Regions from separate parts of the Homo sapiens genome. Here all the other regions are linked to region 5. Evidence: chromatin contacts called from ENCODE Hi-C or POLR2A ChIA-PET data. All regions are on one chromosome and are shown on one strand. Each heading gives the region's core, a stretch centred on a gene start or an enhancer-like site at or near the end of the contact. The rest is flanking DNA. Distances are from core to core; before and after follow the strand shown.

Region 1 (2,700 bases), core at 123-2,622, 700 kb after region 5:
TGTAACAGCAGAAAGCAAGGGGCTAGAGGAAATTGTCTTACCAGAGCAAATAAACTCTGTTTTTGAATCAAGTGCTTTGTAAAGTTCTTAACGTGGTCCACGCAGCTCTGACTGTCGTGGATCCAGCCTATCAGGGCGCCTCCCCTTCACAGCAAGTTCCCACTGTTCTCTAAACTTCAGACACACTGGACCTCTTCCTGTCCCTTGCATTTTCCACATCTTTGCACATGCAGCTCCCTCTGCAGGAATGCTTTCCCCTTCCCCACTGGCCTATTCATGTCTGAGCTTTCCTGAGTAATTCAAATATTACTATAATAATAAGCTAAGTATTTGGTTAGAGTGCTTCCTTCTTAGCACTCGTCATAATTTTAATGTTTTTGTCATTGATAACTGTCTGTTAATATGCTGTAAGTTTCCCACCTTGCCTGTTTTTAGCCCCATAGAACCTAGCTCTCCCGCACATTTGTAGGTTGTAATAAACAACTTTTTTTTTTTTTTTTGAGACAAGGTCTTGCTTTGTCGTCCAGGCTGGAGTGAAGTGGTATGACTGTGGCTCACTACAGCTTTGCCCTCCTTGGCTCAAGCGATCCTCGCACCTCAGCTTCCTGAGTAGCTGGAACTACAGGCGTGTTCCCACGCCCAGCTAATTTTTTAATTTTTCGTAGAGACGGGGTTTCGCCATCTTGCCCATGCTTGTCTCAAACTCCTGAGCTTAAGCAATCCTTCTGCTTCTGTCTCCAAAAGTGCTGGGATTCCACTACTAAAGATTTGTAAACAAATGAATAGAGATGAAAGCAAATTAAGTGATATGTGAAGTCTGGTGAGGAGAGCAACATCTTTCTTTTGGAGAATTCTCGAGGCACCGGCTAATGCTATATGCCTATTCTTTTTTTTTTTTTTTTTTTTTTGAGACGGAGTCTCGCTCTTTCGCCCAGGCCGGACTGCAGTGGCGCCATGTCGGCTCACTGCAACCTCCACCTCCCAGGTTCACGCCATTCTCCTGCCTCAGCCTCCCGAGTAGCTGGGACTACAGGCGCCCGCCACCTGGCCCGGGTAATTTTTTGTATTTTTAGTAGAGACGGGGTTTCACCGTGTTAGCCAGGATGGTCTCGATCTCCTGACCTCGTGATCCGCCTGCCTCGGCCTCCCAAAGTGCTGGGATTACAGGCGTCAGCCACCGCGCCCGGCCTGCTATATACCTATTCTTTAATAATTTGCCCTGAACCTTGCAGAGGAACCTCTCTCCCTTAGACTCAGGACCCGAGATAGGCTTTGGGAGGCGCCTGCGCACTGGGCTCGCCGGATATACGCAAGGGCGTGGGGCGGAGCTCTGGTAACCCAGGCAACAGCCCGGAAGCCGCTGGCTGGGTTAACCTGTGGCGCGCTCCGCGGTTCCGGCGCCTGAAGTTTTAGCTGCGGTGGCGGCGGCAGTCGGGACCGACTGCAAGGCAGGTTGAGATGATGGATCTGAGGCTTGCAGCTCGCAGTCCCAACGAGCCTTAGGGACCAGGGCTACCAAAAGGGTGGGGAGAACGGTGGTGGCATCTGTCTGTTGCCTGGGATCCAGGCGCCCGGTTGGGGAATCCTTACTTCAGGAAGCGCAGCCGCGGCTCTGTGTTTTGAGAGTGCAAGTACGTGTCAGGGTGCGTGTCTGGGTATGTTTGTGCGTGGCGCCAGAGCACCTCGAGTATGCGCGTGCGCACCGCTTTCGGGAGCTTTTGCACAGAGCTGGTAATTGGGGGTGCTCGATTGTAGCGTTGGGGGAGTTCACCGTGTAGCAGGAGAGAGGCAAACTATCCAGGGTGCTTTGGGACCGGGAGCGTCATTTAAATCGATGGATGTCAGAGGGGCTTCTCAGAAGGCTCCTCCTGTGAGTTTTGAGGAGTCCGTGGAAGTTAACCCAGTAGAGAAGAGAGTGAGCCTAATGAGTGTTCCAAGCAGAGGGAAAAGAATGGTTGCAACTGTGTGTGAGGCGAGAGCTTGGTTTTAGGATTTGCGGGAGATGTGAGAGAACACTGGAAAGAAAAGTCAGCCGGGCCATATGGGGGAGAGGGTCTGAATGCCAAGCTGAGTTGGATTGCTTTTGACAGTGGGGAGCCATCCGAATCTAGAGGAAGTAGGTAAAGGGTTCAGATCTATTCTCTATCCATGTATTTAGGTAGGATTGATTCAACAGTGTTTGGAAAGAGTTCTTGTTTCTCTTTGATCAGTTTTCCACACCAGTCAGAGTGGATTTACTAAGTCCAGTCATAACTATCCCTTTTAAAATTCTTCAGTGGTTTCCTATGGTCTTAGGTGTTCAGATTGCTGTGGCTCACAAGACTACAATCTGCTGTCTGCCTTTCTTCCTTTAACCTCTCACCCTCTCAGATCTTTGTTAATTGAACTGAACTTCTCAAACTCTTCGTAAATGCATTTTCCCTTGCCTGGAATATTCTTTCCCCTGCTTCTAACTTTTATTCGTATTTTAGCTCTCAGTGCAAACATTTTTGGGGGTATTACAGAGAGGAGAAGCTTTTACTTACTGCATAGAGTTAGTTAGGTACTTTCATGGCACACAGAATTTACTTCCCATGCTGCCCTTTTGTTGTAAATACTTGTTTAATTGCGGTCCTCTTAGAAACTCTTAACTCTGCAAGGGCATAGACTATTCTACTTTCTTGTTATATCTGGTGCCTCGCTTTTAGATGGTGCTTCAAA
Region 2 (2,746 bases), core at 237-2,736, 890 kb before region 5:
ATTGAAAACTGATTTTTTTTAAACAAAAGAATTGAAGCTGTTGTTTCAAGGTAGTTTTGTTTATGCAGAGGGACATATTCTAATTTTTGAAGCATGTTAATACACAAAACCACATAAAAAGGATGATTTTTACAATTCATATACTTAGGATTATTGTTGCCCAAACGCAGGGTTTGAATAAGTCAAATGCACTTATATTTTTTATTTGTGTGTAAATATTTTTTAGAAAATTTTACCTCTATTATAATGTTCTTAAGTCCCATCTAAATGACACATAGCCAAACTGTATAGAAATATATTAAGGAAGGTGGGTGTCTAGATAGATAATAGTGCTAGAAGGAGATATGACTCGTCAAGCAGAGTCTAGTTTTTAAAAATTCGGGGACGAGGAGAGTGGCTTAAAACTATTTCTGTTTTCTGATGTTTGTAATTCTATAGCTGCAAATATATCACTTACAGGAGAAAGGGCACCTAGGAGTGGGGAAAGTGGGTGGGAAGCATGTGATGGGGTGAGGAGTATAATAACATCATAATTTTGGAACTAGAATATAGAAAAAATCTGGTTAGAAGTATCAGACAAAGAAAAACTGTTTTTTTTCTCTTTTAAGGCAAGTTTATTTAGAAGCATTGATTATTTTTATTTTTCCCTCCTAATAAAAGATTAAGGGTAACTGCTGTAGTTTCAGTCCCATATTCTATGAAATATCATCCTGATTGTGATGGTAGCTTCTTATGGGATTTATTTCTGTTGTTGTACCACTATGTACTATACGCATTGCACCTGTTCACACAGAGTACATTGCATTGTGATGTTTGTACAGCTAGATGCTTTAAATGAGAAGCCAATCTCCCTTCTTCTAGGTTCCTAGCCTATTAGTTACTTAATTAAGCTTAATTCTGTTTTGGTCTGTAATTTTGTAAGTCTGCAATTTTGTATATGGTCTCGATTTATTAACTGAGCAATGATTTCTTCTTTGCAGTTATCAGTTTTGTCTGAGATCAGTTTTCCTATTGTATGGAGTCTGTTTCTTACAGAGCCTCCTTTAAGACTGCTCTGACTTTAAAATCATTACTAGGCTTTTGTCAGAGCTGATTTGTTCACATTCTTCTCACATTAAAAATAAATTTAAAAGATTGCACAAATAAGCTATGCATTTCACTATTTCCTGCTTATATGCAAAAAATGTATTTATGATAATTACATGTACTGCCAGAACTGAAACAATACATTCCTCATAATGGAGCATAAATAAAGAAGGTGGAGCCAGCTGCTCTTAAACTGTTTATTTGCAAGCAATAATGATATAGAGAATATACCTTTTTCACTCTGTTAGTCTGGCAATACTGAACCTGTTGCTGCATTAGACGAGTTGCATTTTGCTGGATAGGGGAAGGAGAGCTGTCTGCTGTCTGGTAGGAGGGCTTTGTCTGTGCCTTTCTCTCTGTTTCTTTCTGTTTTTCTTTCTCTCTCTCTCTCTCTCCTCTTCTCTCTCTCTTACTCGCTTGCTCTGTCTCTGTCTCTCTCTCCCTCTCTTCCCCCCTCCCTCCTCTCTCTTGCTCTCTCTCTCTCTTCCCGTCTCTGTGGTTTGTAAGGTAGGTTGCAGTGTGTGTATATACACAACATCAAGAGCAGGAAAATGGACTCATTAGGGAGGCAGGCAGTCATTACCACTCACACTGTACTTCCAGGGAGACACCGATTATAAGAAGAGAAACTCAGCGCTGGGGAAGAAGGTAGGGCAGACAACTTTCTTAAAAAAAAAAAAATCCTGCTTCCTCAATGCCCCCTCTGTCATCTCCTTTAGCCCCCAATGCCTTTATTCTTTCCTGCTTGAATTTTAATTTCCAGATTTAAGTTTGACAGAGCTAGTGCTAGCTTAAAATTTAGAACATCTGTAGGAGGCCTACCCTTTACTAATTTTCTTCCTACTTACTTAGGGGTGTGCCCTTGTGATTCAGTTTTGTTACTTTAAAAATAATTACAAACAAATCTATTTTTCTCACTAAAGTACCAAATAAATCAGAATCTTTCACTCTTTTAAAACAGACCCTTCCGTATGTTTGTCTCTTTGCTTTTCTTGTCTGTTTATGCAATTCCATCTGTCTGTCTATATATCATGTTGTCCTTATTTATTGCTAACTCGGTTTTGTTAGTTATTTGCCAATGAGTTTTAGCTGCAGTGCCAGTGTGGGTATTACTAAAGTGAGACTCTTGTTCTTTGTTTTATGTTGAAGTTTAAAGTCCATATTTACAGTTTAAATCCTTGAAGCAGGTTGAATACTTTTTGCCAGCATGTTTATTTAATGCCATTGGACATAAGGTGAGGGGTAGTTGCTGAGGGTGGGTAAGAATGGAGTAATTATTTTTGTCATCACACACATAGAAACATTGCATCTGGGGGATGTATTTTTAAACAAATAAGGTATTCTGTTTTCTAACTTTTATTTTGCAGATGGGCTTTTACATTTATAGGAATATCACTTTGGTTAGTAAGAATGCGAACTTTCTTAACAAGCAGTTTTTATCCTAGGACAGTTTCCTTTTAGTATGTTACTGTTTATTTATGCTTGGGGAGGGTGGAGTGAGGGGCTGGCCATCTTTTTACAAAGTGGAAGCTATGAAGTGTATCAGGCCATCTTGCACAACAACTGTAAGTATTCATTTAACATTTTGGGGAGCATAAATAATATAATTTTTATTTCAAATTCAGTTTTGTGGTGCTTTCTTTTCCTTTATTTCTTTTTT
Region 3 (2,700 bases), core at 167-2,666, 950 kb before region 5:
AGCCCAAATCTCCGTCACTTTTTGATACCCCACTATTAGGTATGGCACCAATCACTACAACCTCCAGCCCCCACGAAAAATATATTCAGAATTGATGGGAAAAAATTGAGGTTAAAAACATGTCTACACAGTATGAATGTTTTCAAATAGTTGTCCTATTGATGGAAATAATTTTGCATCATGTGTTTTAGTTGGTAGTAAAAGGAAGCCCAAATAGTTGATCCATAAGCTCTCTATGGTCACGTCCTCACCAGATTGACCAAATTTATAGGCAGAATAGCAGCAGACCCAAGTTTCTGTATTTATATTTCTTACTTGAACTTCATGATGAAAAACATAAAACTGTTCTGAGTTATTTTAACATTAAACACATTCATCCTTGGAATTGGAAAATGCTAATGCTTTCCTACGCCCATATGCCGAATAAAATTGAAAGTAAACAGAGCTAGCATATTTTGGGAATTGCTACTATAGTCATCAAAGCAATTAAAAACTCATTTCAAGGTGGTTATTATAGTAGTATTTGTTGTTATTTATATGTCTCAAGTAGGGGCACTTCTGTAGTTGTACATTATACCACATATATTATCAGTATAAAAACCAAGAAAACTTATCCATTTCATAAATATCAGGATTAGTTCTTAAGGCCTAAAATTTTCAGCTCCAACATCTTAAGGATGAAGTCCTTCCTATACTATCACAAGTTTAATATTTTGAAATAAAATTGCATTTATGGTCATAAAAGTATAATAGAGTAAGAATAATAATGTTTGATTATTTGACTCATACCTACATGAATTTCCATTTATTTGATTAGACTGCCATAACCTTCTCATAAATTAAAAGTCTTTTAAAGAATCAATAATATAATTTGTCCCAGACTATAACATTGCTTACTCTGTCTGGTATATTTGTTTACCAATGTACAAGGAGGAAAAAAATAAACTCTGTTGTAAGAACCTTATTTCCATTACGCTAAATATTATCTTAAAATTCTTAATAGAATAAGACTTTGCTATAAAGTTCCTCAGTAGGTCAATATTTTTCCCATACTTATATAATTGTTTTTATATGAGAATTTAACTCTTCAACCACAGGGTAAACACATGGAGGACAGAGAAAAAATGTTGTACAGTGTTCTTTATACCACTAGGTATTATACACTTTTGTAGGTCTGAGCTATACTTTATGTCTGGGAAAATCTCATTCTATATCTCAAGGAGCTTTATGTGTACTCCTCTCTTTTCCTTGCAAACATGTGATCCATAGAGTGCCGAGAGAAAGTGCTATTTACATAAAATTAAGCCAAAATTGAACAGCTTGTGATAGGCAAATCACAAAAGTGGCTGTCATCCTTACAAATGCCCTAAGCATCTTCGTGGTGACCGTTCATTTCCTGTGAAAGAATGAAAGTCTCTGTGTAGTCTAAACCTACTCCAGGAAACTATAACAGCTACACTGACATTTCCAACCAACCTCATAAGGCCAAGATTCTTCCCCAAAAGGAGTCCTGATCTTGGATTCTGGGTTTTGACCTAGGTCATACCTTATACTCTGTGTGTATTTCCTGATTCTGTCAAATAGACATGTTGTCCTACATTTTCCACAGCTTTCCATGAGTGCTGCCTGATATCATGGAAACACATTAGAAGGTCTCGGCTACCAGTAAATAGACTTGCCCTTCTAATAGATGCTTGGGCTCCTTTCCTTGTGGTTTTAACCCCTGGTTTTCTATTTCATTGGATTTATCAGCTAAACTCAGAGTCTAGAGCAACAGGGATTGAAATTTTTGTATGTGTACTTACGTAAGAAGATACCATCTTCATCAGAGGTTTTGGTTTGATGAGTCTTGTGGGTTGTTTACAGTCTGTCTTGGGCTTTAAGGAAGTCACCTGTTTGCTGGAGTGAAGTCTGGCAGCTTGAGGGCTTGTTATGGCCACATCCCCATTCTGGTTAAAGCTAACAAATCTACAGACTCATTTTGAGCAAATCTGCCTATGTCAGTTAACTCTTGCTATGTGACAAAGGACCCCTAAATCTCAGTGGTATTTATTGAGCCCATACATCAGTTGGTTCACTAGAGGTTAGCTGATCTAGGGTGGGCCCATAGGGGTGATCCAGCTGAAACACTTATGTATACCCTATACGTCTCTCATTCTTTTCTGGCCCAGAAAGCTGGTACAGGCCTGTTTTTCCTTTGGCAATGGCAGAAATGCACAAAGATAAGAAGAAACACACAAGTCCTCTTCACTGAGACTCTGGCATGTGTCATTCTTTTGGCCAAAATAAGTCACGTGACCAAGCACAAAATTTAATCAAATAATGAGAAAATATATTCTGCCTCTTCAGCAGGAGGAATGCAAAGTCCCATGGCAAATGGCACAGATACAGAATGAGTAAATAACTCCATTAATGCAAATTACCACACTGCCACAGCTTCTCCTTGCTGTGAACCACAGAATCACACTCCTTCATACCATTGACTGAGTCAGGAATCAGCATCTGATCCAACAGCAACCTTCTACTGTGGCTATCAACTTATGAGGTAGCCCAATACAAGAGTTCTGTCCAGTAAGAGAACTTGGTTTCCACCTAGGTGCTTAGAATAACCATACTATGGAAGTGCAAAGCTGTTGGCAAATATGGCTTCTACCAGTGGATGCAGAAGCAAAGGGAATTAATATGTACCTTTCCTGGAGT
Region 4 (2,700 bases), core at 117-2,616, 600 kb before region 5:
GAACTTTCTGATTTACAAGTTATTTGAGTTCCAAAAGGAGCTTATTCCCTTTGTGTGTTCCCAAGGAAGTATAACCTGAGTGAGCCCAGGAATCTGTGAGAAAATAAGCTGGCAAATACTAACCTGATCCAAGTAAGTATTTGGACCTGCTTAGATCTCTGAGCTATTATTGTTTTGTATAAGATTAAGTCTAAATGACATATTCTTTACAATTGCTTAGAATAGGTTAGTCCAGCTCCAAAGTTCATAGCAACTCATTATTAACCAAAGTAATTCTAGTCCTTCTCGCTGAGTGGTTTCTCCAAACTCTATAGAGTGAGGCAAAACTATTTATCTCCCATGGGAGAATTTTGGTAACCTTATCCCTATATCCCATACACTTCCCTAGAAATTCTTAATCCCCCCCAAACCTTTAAACTTTCTAGAGATGTAGTAGGAGGGGCAGTTGAAGATTTTCTATACACATGTAACCATTATGAAAACGTTCATTCAATGGCAGTTAGACTTCCCCCCCGCCACCCCACATGCATGGATACCTGCAGCTAGGCCCCTGATTCCTGCATTACTAAGAAAAGAATTAGGCAGTGGTCATTCGCTGAAGAAATGGCATATGGCATAAGTCGTTTATGCCCACTATAGATTAAAAGGTCATAAATCATATCACAGAAGCTGGATACTTTTGGGAGTGAAAGTGGCCAAATTAAAAGTTATGTTGGGACAACTAGCACAGTTAGGAGCCCACAGTGTTTTAGCCGGGAGTGCTTCCTCCTATTATCCGTCCCCACAGTTCCATTGTATCAGTAGTTCTGCCAGGGCAGGACAAGTCATGAAAACCCACAACTTCACTGCTGAAAGGGGGTGATTCGATAATTTGATGGAGCAGAACATAGAAAAACCCCATGCCCTTAGGTGTGGTCAAAACAGTGACAATCTCAGGGGCAAACAAGCAGGGAGAATAAACATCATATGTAGCCTGAAGTTACAATTCAGAGTAGAAAAGAACTGGCAGATTGGCCAGAAATTTAGCAGGGAGAATTGGAAAAGGATACTATCATAGTGAACTTTGGTAAGCTACCACATATTCCTAGAGGTCTGAAAGGCTGCACACATACTCTGGGGAAGACCTAAGGCTTTGGACACACAGAGAGAAGATAAGAGAGAACAAATGGAAAGTAAAAATCAAAAAAACACTTGTAAACTGCCTGAACTTTGAGTGCATTCTACAACCCACACACACGTATATATCAATTAGAGGCGTTAGCATAGTGGCCCTAGGTGTTTAAGTACAACCTGTGACTGATCGTTGGCTGACCACTAAACTGTGTTAACACAGGGGAAAGTCCCAGCTCAAAAACGAAAATGGAAATTACACAAACTGAGCAGAAACATCAGCAGCGGCACAGCATGGGGAAGAGAGGCTGCACAGAGTTATGTTAGGCAAGTCCTAAATAAACAAACACAGCAATAACAGCAACAACCCTCAACAGGGAAAAGTCAGAAGCCAGAGTTGCTGTAATATGCTATATAAAATGTCAATTTTCAAGAAAAAAATGAGACATGTAATAAACAGGAGTGTGACTCATACCCAATTTAAGAAGTGGTTAAAAGAAAGTGTCTGAAGAAAAAAAAAGAAATTATATTTGGGTTGAAGTGGAGATAGCAGATGTTAAACTTAGCAAACAAAGAGTTGAAAGCACTATTATAAATATGTTCAAAATAATAGGAAATCATGTTAAATAATTAAAGTATTACTATAATTACCCTTTAAATAGAGAGTATCAATATAAACATAAGTGTTATTTTAAAAGGAACAAAAATTCTGGAGTTAAAAAATATTATAATGGAAATTAAAAAATTGCAAGAGAATCTCAACAGAATATTTAAGATGGCAGAATAAAGACACAATGAGATTGAAGATCAATTAATAGAAATGGTCTAATTTGAAGAGAAAAGAACAATGAAAAAATGAGCAGAGCTTCGGAGACCTGTGAGAGACCATCAAGCATACTAACATATGTGTAATGGTAGAGAAGAGGAGGAAAGAAAGAAAGGGCTCAAAAATATTTGAAGAAATAATAGCCAAAAACTTCCCAAATGTGATGAATAACATTAATCTACACATTTGAGAAGCACAAAAACTCCATGTTGGATAAACACAAAAAAAATCTGTACATAGACACATTATAGTCAAACTTTTGAATGAAAAAGAGAAAATTTTGACAGTAACAAGAAAAAAAAGACTGTTACATACAGGAAAACAACACTACGATTAACAGCTTACTTCTCATTAGAAACAAAGCCAGGAGGTAGAGGGATGACGTATTCAGTGTGCTGAAGGAAAAAAAGGGAAAATGTCATTTAGGAATTTTATATTTAGCAAAATTGTTCTTCAAAAATAAATATAAAATAAAGATATCCCAAATAAACAAAGACTGAGACAATTTGTTGCTAGTAGACCTGCCTTACCAGAAATACTGAAGGAAATCCTTTAAGTGGAAATGAAATGATAAAAATGTATCTAAAATTCACCTAAACAAAAGGACCTCATCACGTCATTATTTAGGTAAGTATAGACATGATATAAACATAAAACTAAATTCTGTTTGAACAGAAGGAAGGATATAACAAAGATAAGAACAGAAATCAATGAAATAGATAATGAAAATAATAGAGAAAATTAATGAAACCAAAACTTAGTTT
Region 5 (2,727 bases), core at 96-2,595:
ATACATTTACTTGTTTATTTATTTGCATTTCTACACCTTCACTAGAACCAAAATTACAGGAAAATGTGGAATGGCTCTTTCCTCAGCATCTAGAATAATGTCAAGTTCACAGTGGGCACTCCCTTAAATACATTTTGAGTGGAGGAATGAGTTTGGGATTTGAACCCATGCAGTGTGGCTCCAGTGTCATTAAGTCAGAATGGTGGAAGAGGGGCATCCTTCTCACCAGGGACTCCAAGAACTATTTGAGAATTGGTAAGGTTGGAAGTCTCCCCTAGTAAGGGCAGAGCCAAAAAAAACAAAAGCTGTTTATTATAACCCTATCTTGCCCCATCTCTGATAGGCTGAGAAACCCACGTTACACATCTGTGTTAATGTGAGAGCTGCAAAACACCCCTGTATCCTGAGAAGATGTGGTTTAACTTGACGTGTAACGGCATCCGCAGATACTATAGGGTACTTATGAGTCTTGTGTTGGTTTGCTGGTTTTTTTTTTAACTCACTAAATTCTATTTTAACAACCATGTGCTCACCCCACCTCCTGACCTAAGGTATTTTCCTTATCTGAGCACACCTGTGCTTGTTCCTAGGTAAATCTGGGCCAATGCAGAGTACTGTCTGCACTGCTTAGTTGGTAAATGTGTCTGTAGCATGACTATCATCACAACTGCCATCTGAGCAGCAGAGCCAGATGGAATCAGACCACTCATTGGTCTACTGAGGTAAGGATGGGCTTTTTAGCTCTGCTCTCTCTTAGAAACAAAAACAAACAAATCAAAAGACTAACTTTTTTTTTTTTTGCATTCACCTAGACTATTATGCCAGAACTTGCGTAAGAAAAACACTTCTTTCCGACCCCTGTAGTGATCAACTGATGCCTTCAAGCAGGAAACCTGATTGCCCTCATCTCAGGCTGAGTCTGTTTTATCAATCACAAAGTGACTCAACCCTTTTTTAAAAGCCAGCTGTGACCATTGACTCTGTGACCTCCTGTGGTGGTGAATTCAGTTTAAAAAATAATAATGTTAAAATAACAAAGCTTATTGAAGCTATTATGCTTCAATGCTCCACCCTTTGGGGGCTAAAGGAAATAAAGCAAGTTGGCCAGACCTGAGGAGTTGATGATACACATTTTCCTCCCCCAGAAGCATCTTGTAACTTGTCCCACACCAGCAGTGACTTCCCAGTATGGCGTTTCTCCCCGCTGCTCCCATCAGCAAGAGCGTGCTGACACATGGGCTGATGAGCAGTGCCGAGACTTATGGAGTGTGTCCTTCCTGCTTCGAACCTCACAGCCTGTCATCCTCTGTTGTCACACGCTCTTGCTCATTCGCTCGCTGCTCACACTAATCTAGAAGATGATCAAAGAAAAACTCCACTGACTCACCCCTGCCTGGACCAGCGCAGGGATTGGTCAAGCGTGCGCATTAAATATTACCAGATTCTAATCTATTATTTTCACCCGCTTGCTTGCTCTCTCACTCGTACTCTCTCACTTCCTCTCTCTCATTTTTTTTCAAAAAATAAATAAATGAATTCTGGGTTGGCTGAAGATTTCAGCAATGTGAGTGCTGTGCAGATGGATCCTGCTGAAGCTGGTGCTGGCTCTCTAGGGAGTAGCATGAAATGCTGGTTTTCAAAACCTGAGCAGCGTGTAAATGGCAGCTAAAAAGGAAATGCAGATTGGTGCTGAGTGTTAATTGTCTCTTCCTCTCTTCTTCACACACTTCAGAGACTGTGTGGTGGCAGGAGACAGGAAAGCAGGCCTGCCCCCTCGTGGGGTGGGCTTTTTTTTTTTTTTTTTCTCAAGCTGGACTGAGAGAATAACAACACCTAGAGTCCAAGTCAAAACATGGAATGGGTTTTTTTTTTCTTTCAAGTTTTCATCTGATGAAAGTCCGGGAGGTGGCACCGAGCTTGTAATGAAAGTAAGAGTCTGCTGAGAATGAGTCGATGAGGTGTGACACAGAAAGGGGAAGCAGGATGTCTTTGTTTTGAAATGACAGGCGATAAGCTATGGGGGTGCCTGGTGAGATTTTAGTCCATAACTAGGTAGCAACTTGTCAAATGCAGGCCCCTTAAATGCATCACAAGAATTCTCACTTGAGATGATTTCAATTCTAGCTCTGCGTGTGTGAGTGTGTGAGTGTATGCATGCACGCATAGCAAAACATAATTGAATGCCAAAAAACATTGTCATGTCCTGTTAAGGGTACAATTGTAATCACACTGGAACGAGAGCTCTAATTTCCTCCATTGCTTTCCTCGCTTAGGCAGTGACAAGGTCAGGTTTATGACCACAGCCCAGGCTCAGAGCCATTTATTTTCATCCCTGAAGACTCATGTTAGCCTTCTCCCAAGATGTTAATCAAGCAGAATCTTGATTGACTGTCTTTTCTTTTTACGTTTTTGTCTAGATGAAGTGGGGTCATTTGAATTTGTGCAGTTTTGAATAAGATGGGGGCAATAGAGAAGCAACTGGGAAAATTGACTAGCCTTTGGCAAGGAGAACAGAAGAATCTGGAATCCTTTTTTAAAATCATGAAATTCCTGTGCCCCACCTGAGTCACTGTAACCTGTACCTGCTGATGCCTCATTTCTCCATGCATTTATGAAAAGGCTGTGACTCCCTGCTGTTGTCGTGTGGTGCCAACATCATTCCAGCTTGCCAGTTGGAGACAAAAGATAAGCAACCACAAATGAAAACACATTATTGTCTGGATCCAT

What was found. Hi-C counts contacts between places; a loop is a spot of excess contacts on that map. ChIA-PET counts read pairs that join two places held with the same protein, here RNA polymerase II (POLR2A). Pooled maps may share reads with other maps.
Region 1: a pooled map shows a loop between it and region 5 (6-fold over the local background). The contact joins the promoter of SPICE1-CFAP44 here to the enhancer-like site in region 5. A Hi-C loop is called at or near these places in 8 of 50 pooled maps. POLR2A ChIA-PET finds 5 or more read pairs at or near these places in 4 of 52 experiments (CD4-positive, alpha-beta T cell, OCI-LY7, activated CD8-positive, alpha-beta T cell and 1 more).
Region 2: a loop to region 5 is called in a pooled map, with 3 times the contacts of the local background. The contact joins the promoter of ZBTB20-AS4 here to the enhancer-like site in region 5. A Hi-C loop is called at or near these places in 3 of 50 pooled maps. POLR2A ChIA-PET finds 5 or more read pairs at or near these places in 2 of 52 experiments (B cell and GM12878).
Region 3: a pooled map shows a loop between it and region 5 (5-fold over the local background). The contact joins two enhancer-like sites. A Hi-C loop is called at or near these places in 1 of 37 single-sample maps with no recorded cell type and 5 of 50 pooled maps. POLR2A ChIA-PET finds 5 or more read pairs at or near these places in 4 of 52 experiments (CD4-positive, alpha-beta T cell, CD4-positive, alpha-beta memory T cell, T-cell and 1 more).
Region 4: a loop to region 5 is called in a map of natural killer cell, with 3 times the contacts of the local background. The contact joins two enhancer-like sites. A Hi-C loop is called at or near these places in 1 of 168 maps with a recorded cell type or tissue (natural killer cell), 1 of 37 single-sample maps with no recorded cell type and 2 of 50 pooled maps.

The regions. Positions count from the first base shown.
Region 1 is chr3:113,513,828-113,516,527 of GRCh38, reverse strand. It overlaps SPICE1-CFAP44 (SPICE1-CFAP44 readthrough (NMD candidate)), which reads left to right and starts at 1,372. Exons shown (of 52, transcript NR_183050.1): 1 at 1,372-1,631. It overlaps SPICE1 (spindle and centriole associated protein 1), which reads left to right and starts at 1,372. Exons shown (of 18, transcript NM_144718.4): 1 at 1,372-1,631. RefSeq lists enhancers at 30-79, 140-189, 700-749, 1,456-1,505, 1,566-1,685.
Region 2 is chr3:115,099,163-115,101,908 of GRCh38, reverse strand. ZBTB20-AS4 (ZBTB20 antisense RNA 4) reads right to left here and starts at 1,486. Exons shown (of 2, transcript NR_046877.1): 1 at 1,318-1,486. The region is part of intron 1 of ZBTB20 (zinc finger and BTB domain containing 20); the gene reads left to right. RefSeq lists an enhancer at 1,266-1,395.
Region 3 is chr3:115,164,612-115,167,311 of GRCh38, reverse strand. No RefSeq gene overlaps it. Among named protein-coding and RNA genes, the nearest start is that of ZBTB20, 19 kb to the right of the region's middle. Within about 2 kb of position 1,416, at least 3 of the 41 ENCODE cell types and tissues checked have a DNase peak (open chromatin) inside an H3K27ac peak, as active enhancers do; they include CD4-positive, alpha-beta T cell, where a contact is called at or near this core.
Region 4 is chr3:114,808,622-114,811,321 of GRCh38, reverse strand. The region is part of intron 4 of ZBTB20 (zinc finger and BTB domain containing 20); the gene reads left to right. Among named protein-coding and RNA genes, the nearest start is that of ZBTB20-AS3, 63 kb to the left of the region's middle. RefSeq lists an enhancer at 1,252-1,431. Within about 2 kb of position 1,366, at least 3 of the 41 ENCODE cell types and tissues checked have a DNase peak (open chromatin) inside an H3K27ac peak, as active enhancers do; they include natural killer cell, where a contact is called at or near this core.
Region 5 is chr3:114,212,934-114,215,660 of GRCh38, reverse strand. No RefSeq gene overlaps it. Among named protein-coding and RNA genes, the nearest start is that of ZNF80, 23 kb to the left of the region's middle. RefSeq lists an enhancer at 1,252-1,925. Within about 2 kb of position 1,345, at least 12 of the 41 ENCODE cell types and tissues checked have a DNase peak (open chromatin) inside an H3K27ac peak, as active enhancers do; they include B cell, CD4-positive, alpha-beta T cell, GM12878 and 2 more, where a contact is called at or near this core.